Regions from separate parts of the Homo sapiens genome. Here region 1 is linked to region 2. Evidence: chromatin contacts called from ENCODE Hi-C data. All regions are on one chromosome and are shown on one strand. Each heading gives the region's core, a stretch centred on a gene start or an enhancer-like site at or near the end of the contact. The rest is flanking DNA. Distances are from core to core; before and after follow the strand shown.

The links. Hi-C counts contacts between places; a loop is a spot of excess contacts on that map. Pooled maps may share reads with other maps.
Region 1: a loop to region 2 is called in a map with no recorded cell type, with 3 times the contacts of the local background. The contact joins the enhancer-like site here to the promoter of PALS2 in region 2. A Hi-C loop is called at or near these places in 1 of 168 maps with a recorded cell type or tissue (CD4-positive, alpha-beta T cell), 1 of 37 single-sample maps with no recorded cell type and 7 of 50 pooled maps.

What each region holds. Positions count from the first base shown.
Region 1 is chr7:25,966,785-25,973,305 of GRCh38, forward strand. The region is part of intron 6 of LOC105375199 (a long non-coding RNA gene); the gene reads right to left. Among named protein-coding and RNA genes, the nearest start is that of MIR148A, 20 kb to the left of the region's middle. RefSeq lists enhancers at 1,264-1,323, 1,774-2,213. Within about 2 kb of position 1,832, at least 5 of the 41 ENCODE cell types and tissues checked have a DNase peak (open chromatin) inside an H3K27ac peak, as active enhancers do.
Region 2 is chr7:24,568,746-24,575,533 of GRCh38, forward strand. PALS2 (protein associated with LIN7 2, MAGUK p55 family member) reads left to right here and starts at 4,707. Exons shown (of 12, transcript NM_001303037.2): 1 at 4,707-4,848. RefSeq lists enhancers at 3,856-3,925, 3,946-4,045, 4,911-5,410, 5,356-5,405, 5,456-5,575 and a silencer at 4,186-5,255.

The DNA of each region.
Region 1 (6,521 bases), core at 582-3,081, 1.4 Mb after region 2:
TGGAGGTAGGTTGAGAAGGAGGAAAGAAAGACAAGAAGTCTCTAAGATGACCTCCAATTATCAACACCTCCTGGTATTCATACCCTTGTGTAGTGTCTTCTTGAATATGGGCTGGCCTTATTATTAACTTCACTTGTAGCAAATAGAATACAGAAAAAGAGATCAGATGCCACTTCCAAGATTGGGCTATAAAAAGGCAGTGGTTTCTGTCTCGGGCTTTCTCTCCCCTTCTCCCTTTCTATAACCGCTTGCCTTGGTGGAAGCTAGCTGCCACATCACAAGGGTGTCCTGCAGAGAGGCCACATAGCAAGGGGCTGAGGACCACCAAGCAAGTGATCTTGGGGATGAAGCCCCCTCACAAGTCATGCTTTCAGATAAGACCAAAACCCTTACCAACAGCTTGACTGCATGAGACAACTTGAGCCAGAGGTGCCCAGCTAGGCTGTGCCCAGATTCCTTACTTACAGGACCTGTGAGCTCTTAAATGCTTATTGCCTAGGTTTTAGAGTAATTTGTTATGCAGCAATAAATAACTAATTGGAAGGAAGGAAGGAAAAAGGGAGGGAACAAGGGAAGAAGAGAGGGAAGGAAGGGAAGAAGGCAGGAATAACCATGTCTGCCATAATCTAGCCAGGGAACAGAAACCACTCTGAGTATTTTGGTTGCTCAGGAGACAACAAAGCTGAGCAGTTACTAGGAGACGGTGACATAACCCAGAGATGAGCAGGGACAGGAAGCTATACTGCCCCTAAAGTGGAGGATCAAAGGAGGAAGCAGTGTTACCAGAAGCCAGAAGAAGCCAGGTCACCCTGCAGAAGCTGGAACCACAGGGGCCTGATTGGTAGGAGCTGGAGCTGTAGATGCCATTCAAGACAGGGAAGGGCAAGGAGAAACATTGTGGCTTCTCTCTTCTTCTCACCATGCAGTTCCCATTGGTGCCTTCCATTGGCCAAACCCAGCCAGAAAGCAGCTGACACCGGATCCTAAGAAATAGCCCACAAGGGCCAGCCTCCTGCATTACACAGCACAGCTGGGAAGGAATGGCCTCACAGGCCAGGCCTGGCACACTAGCTAACTAGCTAAAGAGAAGGGAAAATATCTATTGCCAGTCCTCAGCAGATTCAGCCAGAAGGGACTGCTTATTAGCTCTGTGAACAAGGACCATTCACAATCTGCATGAAAACTCAAATTATGAGATGACAAAAATAACTACCAATCAACAGTACCCCTTGATAAACCACAAGGTAAATCATGACACTTGCCAAATGAGTCCTCCAGAGATGGGAGGGAACACGACGGCCTGGGACTGGCTGGGTTTGGGAACTGGAGAGAAGGAAGATCAGGTTGAAGTCAGGGCTCCTGGGTCCCAAGGGAAGAGGAGGTGACAGAACCCATGTCAGAGGGAGCAGAGCAAAGGAGTGAGGCTAGCCAGCGCGGGCGCCACGTGCGGAGACACACAGGTGTTCCACTGGGTCCAACACTAGGTCTTCACAGTCAAAAGAGAACTGAAACGTGAGGGTAAAGGGAGGGTAGCCGGTATGAGTGACTGGTGATCTAGGCAGGAAGCCAGGCTGCAGGGCATTTAATGAGTGGGTGCAATCACGTGGTAGAGTTTGACAGTGAATGGAAAGACAAAAACAAGCTTGCGGCATGGCAGGTTCCCGCCAAGGATCTGGTTTGAAAACAGAGGAAGAGAAGGTAGAAACTAACACCAAAGGCTAAGAACCTGCACAGTAAATTGCCTATCAGTCTTCCTCATAGCCTGCAAGCTACTTGAGGGAGGGATTTGCAGCACATGTGTCTCACTCAGTTTTCTGAGGGCCTTGGATAGTGTCTGGCCCATAGTAGGTGCTCAATGCATGGCTGTGAGATGAATGAGTGAGCCAAAGTGAAACCACAGAACGTCATGAGGGCAGGAGAACGAGGCAGAACCCACGGAAGATGCTCTCAAGTGATGTGGCGGCGTGGTGGCCTGCTGGAAAACCCCAGCGGCGGCCAGACCCGTGTGGGCAGCTGCAGTCAGAAAATGAGATGGTTCTTTCTGAGCAAATATGCAGTTATAAATAGCACAGGCTACGCAAATCGCCACAGCTGCATGGCAAAGGACTAGAGGGTGCGCTCAGCACAGAGGACGTTCCCGGCCACCAAATTCCTTCTGAACTATCCCCGCCATCAGCAGGGGCTGCTGCCCAGAGGGGAGACCCATGCCACGAGAGAGGTCAGCATTGCCTTACGTCTTTATAAGGCTGCTCCTAAGGGACTTGCCCTGAAGAGCCTTATGCTTCAAAGCCCACTCACCTGTAAAAGTGTCCCAACCACTGAGCTGGTTCCACAAAGGCATTAAGAAATTACCACTATGGGCTGGGCACGGTGGTTCATGCCTGTAATCCCAGCACTCTGGGAAGCCAAGGCGGATGGATCACCTGAGGTCAGGAGTTTGAGACCAGCCTGGCCAATATGGTGTAACCCCGTCTCTACTAAAAATACAAAAATTAGCTGGCCGTTGTGGCGCACACCTGTAATCCCAGCTACTCGGAGGCTGAGGCAGGAGAATTGGTTGGCCCCAGGAGGCAGAGGTTGCAGTGAGCCAAGATCACACCATTGCACTCCAGCCTGGGCGACAAGAGTAAAACTCAGTCTCAAAACAAAAACAAAAACAAAAACAAAACAAAACAAAACAAAAAAATACACTATGTCAAGTTATTAGGTAACCCATAACATCCTTTGTTTTAACATAGCCTTGCCAAGGGCCGGGCACAGTGGCTCACGCCTGTAATCCTAACACTTTGGGAGGCTGAGGCGGGCAGATCACTTGAGGTCAGGAGTTCGAGACCAGTCTGGCCAATATGGTGAGACCCTGTCTCTACTAAAAATAAAAAAATTAGCCAGGCGTGGTGGTGGGTGCGTGTAGTCCCATCTACTTGGGTAGCTGAGGAACGAGAATTGCTTGAACCTGGGAGGTGGAGGTTGCAGTGAGCTGAGTGAGATCATGCCACTGCACTCCAGACTCGAGATACAGTGAGACTCTGTCTCCAAAATATATATACATGTACTTCTCTAAATTAAATATTGAAATAAATTTTAAAATGCCCGGTTCATGTAGTTATAATAATAATACTAATAACAACAACTACTGCTACTACTACTACTAACATGTGTTGAACATGAACTAAGTTCCAGAAACCATGCTAAGCTACAAAACGGTGGACACACTCCCCTTGCACACCCTGTGGTAATTCAGTCCACACTCAGAAACTGCTGTTGGTTCAATGTTATTTATATTTATTTATTCTGCACCTTCTCCCAAAGACTTGAGGTGATCTGCAAGAATACATACATCAAAATAAGGTTTTTTTGTGTGTACAGGTCGAGTATCCCTAGTCTGAAAATCTGACATTTTTTGAATGCTGACACAATGCCACAAGTGGAAAATTCCACACCTAACCTCATGTGATGGGTCACAGTCAAAATGCAGTCAAATCTTTGTTTTATGCATGAAATTATTTAAAATACTATATAAAATTACCTTCAGGCTATGTGCATACGTGTATATTAAACATAAATAAATATCATGTTTAGGCTCGGGTCATATTCCTAACATATCTCATTATGTATATGCAAATATTCCAAAATTCAAAACAATAAAAAATAAAAACCCTAAAATCCGAAACACTTCTGGCCCCAAGCACTTCAAATAAGGGATGCTCAACCCACATAAGTGTCCTGGGACTGCTGTAACAAAGTGCCAGAGGCTGGGTGGCTTAACAACAGAAATGAATTATCTCCTAGCTCTGGAGGCCAAAGTCCACGATCAAGGCTATGGAAGGGCTGGTTCCTTCTGGATGAGCTAAGGAAGGATCTGTTCCCAACCTCTTTCCTTGCTTTTGGCTTGTGATAGCATAATTCCAGTCTTCACATGGCATTCTCCCTGTGCACATGTCCGTGTCCAGATTTCTTCTTTTTATAAGGATACCAATCACATTGGATTAGGGGGTCCACCCACCTCCAGTGTGGCCTTATCTTAACTGATTATATCTGCCACATCCCTCTTTCCAAATAAGGTCACATTCTGAGGCACTAGGGGGTGGGACTTCAGCATATGAATTTTGAAGGGATACAATTCAACCCACAACAAAAAGTAAAAATCTCAGCAAACTGAACACATACGTTCATCTAGTCACTCTCCTAAGACCTCACTAAGACTACAATAAAAAGTTACTACTCCACATGCAGAAAGAGGCTCCAGGGAAGACAGTAGTAAACAGGAGACGGTGGATGGGTAGCCAAGAGAGGAGCGGTAACTGACCTGGCAGAAAAGAACAAAGTTACAACCCAGGCCCAATAAAATGTAAGCCAACTGACTCCTCAGAGCCCTGGAGACCCTGCACTGGGAGACGCCAGATGCTAGGGGAGGCAGATGTCAGGCAGGAAGCCGGACACAGACATGGGTTTCACAGGCTTTATTCAGAAGCATTGGACCTCCTCCCCACCACATACAGCCAGAGGACAGGGTTTCCCAAACAGCCTCCTAAAAGACTCAGGAGATTTATTTTTGGATGGGTTGAAAGGAGAGACTCAACCTAGAAGACACCAGCCTTATAAGAGCACTGGAGTAGGGGGTAGGCATGAAGCTAAAGCCAGGAATATGAAATGAAAGCCCACAGAGCCATGAGCTGTGGGCCCCTTCTCCTATCTAGGTCTCAGAACATCAGCAACAGGGAATATCAGTACAGACAGGAGGACTGGAAGACCTGCACTGCAGACCCAAACAGTCCAGAGGTATATCCTGTGATGCGCATATTTAAGGTTCTCCCAACAAAAAGCTGGCACCCACCTGGTTATCCTCTTCCTACCAATCAACAATTCTTGCCCTTGTTTACAGAACGTCAAGTGAGCTTTTAGCATCTTATTCTTAAATATGAAAGAACAACTAGACACTTGGTGAAAGCCTGTGACCTGAAGACACAGACTGAGCAAACAAGGGGACCAGGAGGAAAGAGAAAATGAAAGGAATCAAAGAACATTTTAAAAAATATTTTTAACTAGTATTCTCAGAAAGATAAGGAAGAACAGAATTCAATAAAAAGAGAACAACTGGAGAACATGAAAGGACTCTTGACAATTACAAATATGATAAAAATTGAAACTCATTCAGAATATTAGAAGATAAAGGCAATAAAATCTTTTAGAAAGTAATACAAAATGTTTAAGAGTCAGAAAATAGGAAAGAAGAGATAAGAACATTTAAAAATCAACCTGGGAAGTCCAATATCTGAATAATAGGAGTTGCAAAATAGAGATAGGAGAAACAGAGGGAAGAAAATTATCAACTAATAATAATCAATAATAAGAGAAAATTTTCCAGAATGGAAGGAAACATGCCTCCAGATGGTAAAGGTCCACTGAGTACCTAACATGACAAATGGAAGACCTAAATGCTCCCAGAAAGATAACACAAGCCACATAGAAAGTACTGGGAAAGAGAATGACATGACAGGTAAGATAGCACAGTGGTTAAGAACATGGATTCTGGAGCCAACTACCTGGGCTTGTAACTCAAATACTAGTTGTGTGATTTTGGGTAAGTTACTGAACCTCTCTTGCTTCAGTTTCTTCATTTCTAAAACAGAAATAATAAGACTACCTCCCACTTATCTGGCATAATGGATATAAAACACATAAAATAGAGCCTGGCCCATAGCTCATGTTATAAAAATGCTGACTTTTTTCCTCAGACTTCTCAACAGTAACATTGGAAGCTAGAACCCATGGAGTAATAGCTTCACATTTATTTAGAGGAAATATTTTCAAATCTAGTATTGTATAACAACTAAGCTACAAATCAAATGTGAGGGTAGAATAAAGACATTTTCAAACATACAAGGTATTTAGAGCTTGATTTCCCTTATATTCCTTCTCAGGAAGATACTGCTGGTTTAAATAAAACCAGGCAAGTTGAAGACATAGAATGCAGACAAGAGAGGACTCAAAAAGAGACGAATTCATTAGATGATAGTAAAGGGAGGTCCCAGGATAACAACTATGCTTCAAGTATGCAGTCTCAAAAATGGAGGACCGAGGGCTCCAGAAGACAGACCTCCAGGGGAAAAAATTGGGTAGATATATGTGAATATATAAAAAATATTACTGGCCAGGTATCGTGGTTCATGATTGTAATCCCAGCACTTTGGGAGGCCAAGATGGGAAGATCGTTTGCACCCAGGAGTTTGAGATCGACCTAGGCAATATAACGAGACCCCCATCTCTACAAAAAAAAAAAAAAAAAAAAAAACTTAAAAATTAGCTGGGTGTGGTGGCATGCACCTGTAGTCCCAGATACTTAGGAGGCTAAGGTGGGAGGACTACTGGAGCCCAGGAGATGGAGGCTACTGCAAGCCATCATCATGCCACTGCACTCCAGCCTGGGTGACAGAGTGAGACCCTGTCTCAAAAAATTTGCAAAAAATATTATTGATAGGCAAGTGACAGAGATATAGAGCACTCAAGGAAAATTGTAATGA
Region 2 (6,788 bases), core at 3,457-5,956:
ATGGTAAAAGGAGGTAAAGGAAAGGAAGGTGCCAGAAAAACCAGCAGGAGCAACCCCGTGAATAGCTTATCTAGATGGAAATTTTCAACAGCGAGTTGAAAATATGCCTCAAGGGAGAATAGATACAGATGTGGAAGCATTGGTGCTAGAGTCCTAAGGATCCCTGGGATTCTCAAGATAAACAGTACTATCTGCTCTTTTTAAGTTTCTCCTCAAAAATTTATTTCATTCTTAGTGGAACATTTTTCTTTAGGAAGTAGGAGGAGATAACACAGCAAAGTAAGGGTCAGAGATGGAACAGTCAGAGAGGTCGAAAGAGCTCCCAGGTGGTATGGTATCAGAGAAGTTAAAGGAAAAGAGAGGTTTAGAGAGTGAGAGTACGAGAGATTAACCTCCTCAAACACTGCAGAGAAGTTCAATGGCATGAACACTAAGCAAAGACCTTCCCCACTAATTCTGTCATATACTATTAAGACACCTGGCATAGCACTTATTATGTAATATTTTGCTTATTATTCTTCGCCATTAGGTAGGGACTACTTGATATTGTTAATTTTTTTATTTTCATTATGCTTCACTAGTAAATGAGTGACTGAATGGATGAACACATGAATGAAAATGTTAATTGTGATGGAAATAGTAGTTTCAGCAGAGAAGTGGGTGTGGAAGCCCAATTCCAATGCCTAAAATAAACAAATAATGGTAAGAAAAGTCAAGGAGATATGCTGAGATATATAGTTTTCTTTTTTAAGGAAAAACCAAACAACCCCAAAACTCAAGTTCTTATAATGTTTGGCTTTAATTGTGATGATTAAAAAAAAAAAAAGAACTGCCATCGTATCAGGAAATGTTTTTTCAGACAGCTAGTTTAGAGGAGAAAGTTCTGCTAAGACATTTCTGTTTGAGACAGTTGACCCAGTGGGACTTTTGGAAAGATTTAGATTATAAGAAAAGCCTCTGACAAATATCTATGAAAGCAAGATTAAAACAATAATGTACACAATCAACTGAGGTCCAGCGGTTTGTAAACCAGTGCCAGTCGGGATGCTCAGAGCTGGGAACGGTGATCTTCAGGCAGCCAGGTGAGACTAATCTGGAGAAGCTTTAGGAAGGAGATAAATTTAAGCTGTTTTGAAAGGGGACTATTCTAGTCAATTGGCAAAGAGTCTTAAAGCACAGGATTAGGAATTTTAATTTGATTACTCGAGGTAATTTGGAGCTACCCCACTGTTGTGAAGATTTGGTATAAATGTTGTTTGGAAGATGATTCATTTCCATAGTTCTTAACTCTGGCTGCGTATTAGAGTTATCTGGAGAGCTCTGAAAAAATCCTGGCACCCAGGCTGTGCTCCAGAGCAATTAAGTCTGGGATGGCATCAAAGCATCAGTGCTTTGTTTTGTTTCTTAAAGTTCTCTGGGTGATTTCAATAAAGAGCCAAAAATTAAGAAGCACTGCTCTGAGTATAGGATAAATTGCAAGGAAGCAAGAGAGAGGCTAGAATTAGAAAGGTTAGCAAGGAGGCTGGAAATTGGAATCTGACCTAGCTTTGTGAGCAGAGATAAAAGGAGTGAAGCTAAATAAAGTATTCTGAAGGAAAACTTGGTTGGACTTTGTGATGCATGCCAGTTGCATTTTTAAATAAAGCTATCCTCCAGGAGTGTCACTGCTTTTACTATGATGGATTAGTTGAAAAACAAGTACACAGGATTTGCTTTTGCTAAAATTCGGGGCTATTAGCAAAATTCTCAATTTCTGTAGGAGCAAAGCAGGTCAGAAGAGAAAAGAAAATGTAATCACATTAAAAGTGTATGTTGTTTACATTTGAAGGAGGAAACAAAATTGAGTGATGGATGCTCCTGAATTAAGAATCAAAATTCAAATTTTAAATTGAATTACCGTTGGGAGATACTGGGCTGTGGTAAAATTATGATCCCTTTAGAGTAACCTTGAAGGAAATGAAAAGTCAGACTATTAAGGACACTGAAGAGAAAGATCCACCATCATTCTCAATCATATCATTCCCCTTTCTTGGAATGAAGAATTTGTAACCGGTATGGGAAATGGATGGTGGTGTCTCAGTATGATGACCTCTCAGAAAGCTGAGTTGGGAACCAATGATGGGAGTTCCAATGTTTAACTGAGAACACTTTAAATTTATCCTGGCATGTCCCACCTTTAAAGTTTAGAGGAAGGGCAGAATGTTATAAAATGGGAATATCATTTATAAAAGGAAATAGTGTTTCCTTTTATAACTGTATATGAGTATTTGATACAATACTCATCTGACACTGAGAGAGGAACTTCACCGGCAAGAGCTTTCTGAAGGGGAGCAATCAAAGACAGTTATTGGAGCAAAATCATTTTTCTGACTCTAAGAATGAAGCTGAGTCTTACGGCAGTGATAAGCCTCCATCTGATAGCTGCTGTCATTACTTAGAGCACAGACTTGGAACTGCAAATGAAAGATAATTGTTCCTGTATTCCTGCTCCCAAATGCTGGGTCTCTGGTAGATGCAGAGATAAAGCAGTTGGCCAGGAGTGGTGCCAGCTTTAAGTCAGGTAGGTCTGCATGTAATTTGAGGGGCAGAGCCTACCCCAAACCCTCCCTCCCTAAAACTTCCTCAGTTAACATCATTCTACTTGCAGGGAGCAGGGGTAGAGTAGGTTAGGACATTGTTTCCAGAAGACCCTTGAGGAAATAAAAGTGCACTATTAAGGATCACTAACATATCTGGAAATGACATTCATACCCTACCTCCCACCCCAACCCCAGAGAAGCTCAGGGCAAGTAACTAAGTGGCTGGGTCCAAGGGGATGTGTTAAGGTTAAGAGTCAGAAGGGAAAAGAGTTCACAAGCCTGGGTAGGGTACAGCAGGGAGGACCCATGGGTGTCCTGTGAGAAGCAAGTGGGCCTGGGGCAGCAAGAAGGACCTGAAAGGTCTTGCTGACACCCCGAGAAGACAAACCCCATCCTTCCGCTTTGTCTCTGCCTTGGGCTCCGAGCCCACTCCACTTCATTTCATCCAGCCATCCTGACTACAGGGGGCCCAAAGCTACTCTGTGCCCTGGGCACGTTTGAGTCTCCTTAAATGCTTCCAATTACCTTTGCCTGGGTTTGTGGTTCCAGGAAAGAAGGTTCTAAATTAACACTGTACAAGGCCCCCCTGCATGTTGGTTTGCAAAATTAATGATCCTAATGGAAAAGTAAATTAATCTTTGATGCTTGGTTGAGGATAAACACAAAAATCACTGTTTTGGACACTGGACCTTCTTAATACATCTCATCAATAGTATTTTCTCTCTCCCTTCCATGCCTGCCACATTCACAAAGAGAGGAGACAATACAACTTATAACTTCATCTCTGAATCCAAAGGGCCATGATGCACGCATTTATTCTGCAAACACTTATTAATGGTCTGGTTTGTGCAAGGTGCCCAAGAGAAGCCAGGAAAGGCTGCACAGAGGAGGCCACCTCATAACACTCCTCACACGTAAAGTTTGACTTGCACTTTCTACGTTCATGGTTTGAAAAGATTGCAGTAAGCATTTTGTAAAATGTAAATTACATTCTTCAATTTTAGGAAGAACACAATAGTTTTTCCAAAAGCCGCCTGTCACAGGTCTGAGGGTTCACAGAGCTCTTTTAAGGGGATCGGAAGTTCTCTGGCTGCCTTGCTATGTTTTTCTAGCCAGAAGTCTCTGCTGCAGTGCATTGCTCAGTTCCTTTCAACTGAAAAATTAAATCTGCACTTCTGTCAAAATGTGTCATCTACACATCCGGACACTCATCACAGTTCACCAAGCTCTACGCAGAGTCCAGGCTGAAAGGATGGCATGCCCTCCCCAACCCCACCCTTTTGAGGTCTGGGAAGCCCAGGTGCTGGGGAGGAGCTGAACAACTGTGTCCAGGGAGTGTCTGGCAAAGCCGACCCAGGGAGTTCCACGGGAGCCTCGGTGCTATGAAAAGAGCCAGTGTCCATGCATTTCCTCGGGTGTGAATCACACTGCCCGGTCGGGCCTTTGGGAAAAAATTAATGAAGGACACAGTCAGCGCCGTAGAACCTGCCAAATACACATCAGATCCAGTGGAGTCTGTGAAGGGGGAGGGGGAGATTTTTCCAGAGGCTTTTCTTCTCGTTCCATTTCTCTTTTGTGCCCCACGACTGGGTTCTTGAATGTAAAACTCTCAGAAAGGTCAGGGCGGAGCCTGTTTTATGCCCCGAGGAGTATCTTGCCCACCCGTAAATGCTGACAGACAGCTGCGACTTCGGCCCAGGAGACCCGGCGGGGACTGGGTCCGACCAGCCCTCTCTCGCGGGCGCAGGTCCGGGACCCCTGAAGCGAGCCGGCCGGGCGCAGAGCGCAGTCAGTCTGGGCGCTCAGAAGCTGGGAGGGGGCTCCACCTGGGCGCCCAGCCGCGGCGGGAGGGGCGGGGCCCGGCTTTCCGGAGGCGGTGGCACCTCCTCGCGCCCGAGCGCGCGCTCCCCGACGTCCGGCGCACGCGCGAGGCCGGCTGGGAGCGCGCCCAAGCGGCGGCGGCGGCGGCGGCTGGAGGAGGAGGAGGAGGAGGAGGAGGAGGAGGAGGGCGGCTGAGGCGCGGCTGGCTGCGCGCGCGGAGGCAGCGGCGGGGGCGACCGGAGCTGGGGCAGAGTGGGGAGCGAGGGAGGGGGAGGAGAGAGAGGGAGGCGGAGGGCAGTGAGAGACGCATTTCCAGTTCTCAACTACGAGCCACGAGTTTGCAGATGGGGCTGCTCGGCGGCGCCTGTGGCTGAGGGAGAGCAGCGGCGGCGGGGAGCGACCGGGAGCGGCGGCAGCGGCGGCGCGGAGGCGGCTGAGGTGCGAGCCGGTGAGTTAACTGGACCCCCACGCCGCTCGGGTAACGGTCGCGCCGCGCGCCGGGCCGGCCGGGGGCGCCCTGTTGCTCGGCGCGGCGCGCCACGCGGGGACCCTGGCCCGCCCCGCCCCCCTCGGCACCTGGGCTTCGGCGGGCGCGGGGAAGAGGGACCGGCAGGCGGCGGCGGCGGCGCCGCGGTCGGGGAGGCTGCTGGCCGCCCCCAGCCCGGCCCGCGCGGAAGGGGCGCTCGGCCGGGCTCCTGCCTCTCTGGCTGCGGGCGGCTGGGCGGGCCGGAGCTCGGCAACGTGTCTGGCCCATGCTGCTTGCCGCCGCTCCCCACGCGCTCCCCGGCGCGGCCCCGACTGGGGCTAGGGCCGCAGACGCGCGGGGCCCCTTCGGGCGCGGGGCTTGGGTGCCTACACCTCTGCGGCGGGAGTCGCGGTGGAGCCTGAATGGAGAGCCGGCCTGGGGGCGGCGTTGCTGTGACTGACACCTCCGGGGTCTGTCCCGAGAGGGGGTGATTCCGCCGGCTCCCGGTTCTCTCCCGAGCTCGGAGTTGGTAGGGGAGGAGGCTTTCTCCAACTACCGCCGCTACTTCCGAGGTACGAGACTCCAGTTGTTTGGCCAAAGTGGCTGTGGGCCGAGCACAGGCTGCCGCGGGGGCGTTCGCTGCTGAGATCGTGCTCGCGGATTCTCGGTACGTTTGTCTGAAACCAAATAGGTGCTGGGGCTTTTTTATTTTGGCTGGGTGGAGGGTCAGCAGGGGAGTCGATTGAGGTATCCGACCGTGTGGTGACAGGATGTGGATTGGTTGGTAGATGTTTTTTTGCAGAAGGACTTTTTAACACTTTACTGGGAGTTTATTCTCAATCCTACCAGTTTCTGGGATTGCAGCTCGAGATTACATTTGTTAAACTTCCATCAGTTGGGTGTGCATCTGTGTAGGGGGTGGGGGTGAAGCGAGGGAGAGAATTGAAGACTGCCGGGGAAGCTCAGAAAATTCTCCGCATTACTTATAAACAGCCGGGTAAGGTCAGGCTAGCCACGTTTTATTCTTTCCTACGCCTTTGGAGAGTGTTGGAATTTTACTTTGTGCTTCAAGTATATTACAAGTGGTCTTGTAGTGTAGCTGAGAACGTTTGGGGTGCGTTAAAATGCGTTTCAATTGGAGTATGATTTAGCAGCCATTTCTTCCCGTGAAATTTTGCAAATCATTTGTAAACTTATGTTGGTCGAATATACCAGGCGAAGTAACATTTTTAGTAATGCGGTATATAGTTTCCGTATATAGGTATAGCAACGGACCTCAAGTAATATTGCTTATTGTAGGCATCTACTGTGCAATGATAGGGTAGTGGGTAGTAGGCCTGATTATAGTTATGTCTTCTGAGGCCTTGTTAACAGTAAACAAAGAACTTTTGTGGGTTGTGTCATTTTGAGGTCATTTGTACCTTAAATCTATCATATATTTAAATAGGTGTTTAAATGCGTGTTTGCACGATGTGTTACTCTTTAAGGTCCATGTTTCCTTCATTCTGGACTACGGTTACATAATACACAAATGGTAACACTTTTAATTGCTCAATTTTGTCCTATGGAGACTGCACACCATCTTTATGAAAGAGGTGTGTATGTGTCCTTACTGATGCCACCGAATTCTTGACATCTGGAATGTCAAAATGAATTATTTTGCATTCTAGGTTAAATCAACACTGGAAAAATTAAGGTGTTTAAGCAAGTCTAGTAGCTCTATATAAGACAGAATCTTTTTTTTTCTTTAGGCCAACTGTTGGATTTTTAAAAATGAATCATATTTTTAAACATTTGAGGGAGCAGTTTGCTTCTGAGTCTCATTTTAGGCTGAAATTGTTCCAGAGCACTACATAGCCTGCTTCTCTCTTTCTCTCCCCACTCCCCCTCTTTTTAGCTTGAGATAACCAAGAAGACATAAC